Regions from separate parts of the Homo sapiens genome. Here region 2 is linked to region 1. Evidence: read pairs that join two places in POLR2A ChIA-PET (ENCODE). Cell type or tissue: PC-9. All regions are shown on one strand. Links, peaks and the distances in the headings refer to the core of each region. The heading gives the core; the rest is flanking DNA.

Evidence for each region. ChIA-PET counts read pairs that join two places held together with the same protein. Peaks named below come from ENCODE experiments on the same cell type or tissue, not always from the same donor. Only the 100,000 strongest peaks of a DNase experiment are listed, where the experiment ranks them.
Region 2: POLR2A ChIA-PET joins it to region 1 with 8 read pairs; 2 of 35 experiments call an interaction of 5 or more read pairs at or near these places.

What each region holds. Positions count from the first base shown.
Region 1 is chr13:39,615,390-39,618,312 of GRCh38, reverse strand. No RefSeq gene overlaps it. Among named protein-coding and RNA genes, the nearest start is that of LHFPL6, 14 kb to the right of the region's middle. In PC-9, for the core only: CTCF peaks have their summits at 1,833 and 2,041 (motif pointing right); no DNase peak of the experiment used is centred there.
Region 2 is chr13:39,022,765-39,025,687 of GRCh38, reverse strand. It overlaps PROSER1 (proline and serine rich 1), which reads left to right. Exons shown (of 13, transcript NM_025138.5): 7 at 1,132-1,215; 8 at 2,558-2,636. Among named protein-coding and RNA genes, the nearest start is that of PROSER1, 14 kb to the left of the region's middle. In PC-9, for the core only: no CTCF peak of the experiment used is centred there; DNase peaks (open chromatin) are centred at 1,677 and 2,217; H3K4me3 peaks cover 386 bases; H3K27ac peaks cover 1,872 bases.

The DNA.
Region 1 (2,923 bases), core at 159-2,658:
TTGGAGGCAGGTTTGCCCCTCCTCTCACACTTTGGGAACTCACAGCTTTTCACCTGTCTCATGGAATTTGCAGTGGCCTGCTACTTCTTTCAAAGGATCTGTGAATTGTTTTGGTTTTCCTGGTACTTTTCTGTGGTGGTTCCTGGAGCAAAAGTCCATGGCGTGAGTCTCCACATGTTCTGTCTTTCCAAATGGGAGCTGCACGTTAGCCCTGTCTCCGATCCTCCATCTTCCTCCTCTCTCTTCTTTATTAGAATTTAAAGATAAGAAACTTGTTGTGAGGAGTAGAAAACATTTTGAAGATGATGCCAAGTCCTGTGGGTGAGTTCTGGCTTTGCATTTAACTCCTTGTATGACTTTTAGCCGGATAAAACTTCTCTGAGTTTGTTTTTTCATCTCTAGATGGAAATAATCCCATCTGGCCTGCCTCACATGGCTGTTGTGGAAGTTTACATGAGAAAAAAATATCTGAAAACACATTCTAATCTGTGCCATGTCCATCAATGTGAGGTGTAGGTGGGCATATTGGCTCATGCCTATAATCCAGCACTTTGGGAGGCTGAGGAGGGAGAATCTCTTGAGGCCAGAAGTTTGAGACCTGGGCAACATAGGGATGCCCAATCTCTATTAAAAAAAAAAAAAAAAAAAAGAAGTGAAGTGTTATCCACAAGAATGTCCAGCACAGAGAAAGACATAGAGCAAGTTCTTAATATACATATATTTTTTAAATTGTATCTTGGAATACTTGGAAATTTACGGAAAATTTGCAAAGATAATACGAAGAGTTCCCATACACCCCTCACTCAGTTTTAGTTTCCCCTAATGTTATCATTGTTATACAATGGTAAATATGTCCAAATGAAAAAAACCAACATTGATACAGGACTATTAACTAAATCCTATACTTTCACCAAACTGATATCCCAGTTTTTCTCCTAATGTCCTTTTTCAGCTCCAGGATCCCATGCAGAATACTATGCTGCATTTAATCCTCAGGTCTCTGTAGTCTCCTCTGCTCTGCAACAGTTTCTAAGTCATTCCTTGATTTTCATGATTTTGACAGTTTTGAGGAGTTCTGGTCAGGTATTTTGTAGGACAGCCCCCAATCCGGGTTGGTCTGTTGGAGTCATGGGATTTTGGAAGGAAAACCATGATGCTGAAGTGCCCTTTTTTCATATAATATCAGGTGTAGTTGGTGTCCATATGACATTATTGGCAATGCTCACCTGAGTCACTGGGTTAAGGTAGCATCTGCCAGCCTTCTCCACCGAAAAGTTACTATTTTTCCCTTTCCATACTCTAGTCTTTGTAAGTGAGTCATTCAGTGGAGTCTATCTTCAAGGGTTAGGGGGATAAATTCCACCTCTTTGGTGGAGTGGGAGATGGGGAAATATATACCTATATTATTTGGAATTCTTCTGTAAGGAAACAGTATTTTTTTTTTTTTTTTTTTTTTGAGATAGAGTTTCACTCTTGTGGCCCAGGCTGGAGTGCAATGGCACGATCTTGGCTCACTGCAAACTCCGCCTCCTGGGTTCAAGCAATTCTCCTGCCTCAGCTTCCTGAGTAGCTGGGATTACAGGTGCCCACCACCACACCCCGCTAATTTTTGTATTTTTAGTAGAGACGGGGTTTCATCATGTTAGTCAGTCAGGTCTCGAACTCCTGACCTCAGGTGATCCACCCACCTTGGCCTCTCAAAGTGCTGGGATTACGGGCATGAGCCACCATGCCCGGCCAGGAAACAGTATATTTTAAACCATCGAATAACAGGAACAATATTGATTGATATGAGGTTCAGTTTTTATTCTCTGCTTACTTAACTTCTGGTAAGAAAGCTAAGATTAACCTTTCAGACAATAGGCAGAGTGCAGGTGGGGGAATGAAGAGTCACTAAAGACCGAGAAAACCCACAAATTAGAGAATAAGCCTCTTTATGCCTGAGAGTTGACTGTCATTCCAGCTACCCCATTGCCAAAGAGCAGAGCTTCCTAATATGGGAAAGCATACTCCTGTGATAACAGCAGATGTCGCTATTGAGTAACGGCCGTGTAGCTTCTCCCTCACGGGGTCTTTGCCTAAATACTAAGCTCTTGCTGTAGACTGAAGAAGCAACATTCTATACCTATCATTTAAATTCTTCCCTGGAAGATATTTTAAAATTTAAATAAGAAACATAATATTTATTCAGTTTCTGCAAACTGATCAAAGTAAACACTGTGTGGGGGTTTCTATATCAATTCTAAAGTCTGATATAGACTATTTTAGTGGAAACATGGGTAAGTATTCCATTTAATTTATTGTTTTGTCAGTAGACTTTCTTAAACATTTGATACTCAGATGTATCTCTATTCTTGCAATGATAAATATGGACAACAATATGAAGAATTAGAAGGTCACGGATACTTTTGAGACAGTATGTTTTGTATTCTATCCACAAAACTCATTTTCAAAAATAATTGTTAGTTAGAATTGATATAAATCAGTTAGGGCTATTGATTGCATGTATGAGTTAATGTTATTTAAGAAGGATTTCAAGATTGTACTAATGAACCCAAAGTACTCTATGGAACCCAAAGTGCTTTCACATCTTAAAGTTACTTAGTAGGACCATCTGGGCCTCAAATTGTTGAGTCCAGTATTTTCTTTGTCTCTGCTAAGGTGGCTGCTAAACTGGATTGTCAAGATAGGCTCAGAAATAGGGAGGCAGAAAGAAAACAAAGTTAGAGTTGGACTTGATTAGAGCAAGAAAAATCTCACTTTTGGAGGCTTTTCTCTCAGAATTCTTTTTTATGTTTTATTTTTTATTTTTGAGACAGAGTCTTGCTCTTGTCGCCCAGGCTGGAGTGCAATCACGCGATCTCGGCTCACTGCAACCTCCACCTCCCAGGTTCAGGTGATTCTCCTGCCTCAGCCTCCCAAG
Region 2 (2,923 bases), core at 327-2,826, 590 kb after region 1:
TGAGGTTACATTCATCTGAAAATTTGATTGGAGCCCAAGAATAGGGCCTCAAGGTGACTCGTTTACATGCTTGGCAAGGTAGTGTTGGTGGTTGGCAGGAGTCCTTTGTTGTCCACCACAAAGACTTTTTTGTAATGCTGCTTGAATGTCCTCATGACATGGCAGCTGGCTTCTACCAGAGCAAGTAATCCAAGCAAGAGAAGACAAGTGGAAGCTGCCTGGAAGTCAGATGCCATCCTTTCTGCAATGTCCCATGTGTTACACAGGTCAGCCCCATTCATTCTGGGAGGGAATGGTGCAAGGGCAGGTAGGAGATGAGGATCAGTGGGGGACATCTTGGGAGTTGGCTTCCACACTAGTATATACCATTTAGCCACACACAGTGTTAGGGCGATGACACACTGCAATAATCTATCAACTTATTCTGATCTGTTAATTTTAACAGTCTTGAATAAGGTCTCATTTACCCTTGACAATATAAATAATCACACTTAATCTTTATAGAGAACACCATTTTTTCTTATCTACTTTCAACTGTAACATAGGTACTCTTATTCTTTGAGTATTATACATACTGTGGCATTGGAAGTTCATTTCTGATTGCTCCTATTTGTGAAGAAGAAAAATCAGAACATACTGTATTCCGAAAAAAAGCAATAATACAGTAAAACAATGCAGCATAACAACTATTTACACGGCATCCACATTGTATTCGGTATTATAAGTAATCTAGAGATTATTTAAAGTATATGGGTGGATATGTTCAGGTTATATGCAAATACTATGCTGTTTTATATAAGAGACTTGAGCATCCATGTATTTTGGTATTTATGGGGGAGGTCCTAGAACCAGTCCCTGTGGATACCTTATATTTTCCTGTCATCCTCTCTGTGTTTTTCATGTTCACTTCTGAGTACCTTTGCATGTGATATGAGAGTTCCATAGCATAGGAGGATTGAGGACCTTATCAGGGTCATGCCGCCAGCCAGTGCAGAACTGAAATGGGAATGCAAGTCTTTACACTCTTACCAAGTCCTTTTCTTCAGTGTAATACAGTGAGGTTGGTTATTGTTACTGGTTTGAGGGTTTTTTTTTTAAGTTTCAATTACCTTTTTTTTTTTTTTTTAATAGGGAACTCCTTTGAAAAAAGATGGTGAAGAATGTACTAACGAAGGCAAAGGAATAGCTGCACGAATTCTTGGGCCATCCAAACCAGTATGTTTAGAAAATGATGAAACAAGCCCAAACTCCTTCCTACATAAAGTTTCCTTTTTACTCAAAGCATAAATTTTATTTTTGTGTTGCAAAGTTTGAAGTATTCTAGAAATTGTAGGAGAGTGAGAGAGTGAATGGATGAGGGAAACATAAATATTTAACAGTAGTAAGAGCCCCTTTGAGATTGAGCTTTTTATTTTAAAGTAGAATCAGTGAAATTGCTTTCAGTTTTTTTCTCGAGATGCATTCAGCTGCTCAGTTGGAGATACGGAGTGTGGAGAGCTTGTTTTAACTAAGTTTGTAGTTTAGCTGAATTAGTGTTAGTGAAACCACAGTGAAGTCACAGGTTGAAAGTATTTACAAGATAGTGATTATAATGATTGCAATGTAAACAGGACAGGAGAAGACAACCCCATGGGTTGAAGGATCTTTGGAGTTGAAGTACTAGAGGCCTGCATACAACCACCTTGCAAAACCTGCCTGTCCACATGACAAGAACTCCAGTGGAGTTGTTTATGGCAGAATAGTAACAGATCATGGTTCTTGCACAAGACTTCAGATAGGGCCACAATTATGGGAGCTGGAAAGAATCTGGCTCCCTTACCACCAGTGGGTCCTTTCCCCTGCCTCACAGGCATGCACATGCTCTCTCTGTAGGTAAAAAGTACAGCATCTGGCTTAGCTTCAGATACTTCCAGTTTTCTAAAGACCAGTGCTTTGAATGCTTTTTGTTACTTAGGTAAGCTCCATCAACTGTAAAATAAGTATTGGTGGATTTATGGATTTCAAAAGGCAGAACAACTAACATACTGAATTCCTGATTCCAGTCTATGTTCTACTGGAGTTGTCAGAATGCCAAATGCTAACGCAAACAGTGCTTTTTTCTTCTAAAAGGAGGAAAGAGGGTGGGAATGAGAGGATGAATTCCTATCAGTTTAGGAGGATGTTGCCATTGGGAGTTCTTGCGTAATTTGAGATTGTAAAACCTAGAAGGTTTCTTGTCTTTGTTATGTAGGAGGAAACAGGAATTCTTGGTTTAACTTAGGCTGGGCCTGGGAGGAGTTTGCTGTTTACAATGAGATCTAACCCCTTATTGGAGATGATTTTAAAAATCTCTGGCCACCTCTATGGCCATCTTTGGCAAGATCTGCATTTGGAATTTAATAGCAACCACATTTATTAAAGCAAAGAAATTTCCCTCATTTGTTGTCCCATGTAGTCCAGTAGTATGATATGCGGGGACATTTTTAGCATATTAGGACTAAATATTTTGAAAGACAAGTTGCCAGGAGACAGCTTACTTGATTTTCTTCTAACTGCTGTATTTTCCCCCATGTTTTAGCCTCCTTCAACATATAATCCACATAAACCTGTTCCTTATCCGATACCTCCATGCCGACCACATGCAACTATTGCACCAAGTAAGGAGTTCCCTTATTTTTTACTTGTTTTTCTTTTTTGCTGTTTATTTATTAAATTGAAAGTAAATGCTGGTCTATGTGGTTGGCAAATCTGTAGCACTTATGAAATGCTACTGTGAGCTTAATTATGCCCATAGTTAGCTAGTAGTGTCCTGGCCTACAACACTGCAGCAGATAGTTTATTTAGGATATTTTCTTTATGATAAATTAATTAGATTATTTTTAGTCATTCATTATTTATGGGTTTTCACTTTGGTAAATCATCTTGAATTCCTTTTTTTGGTAGT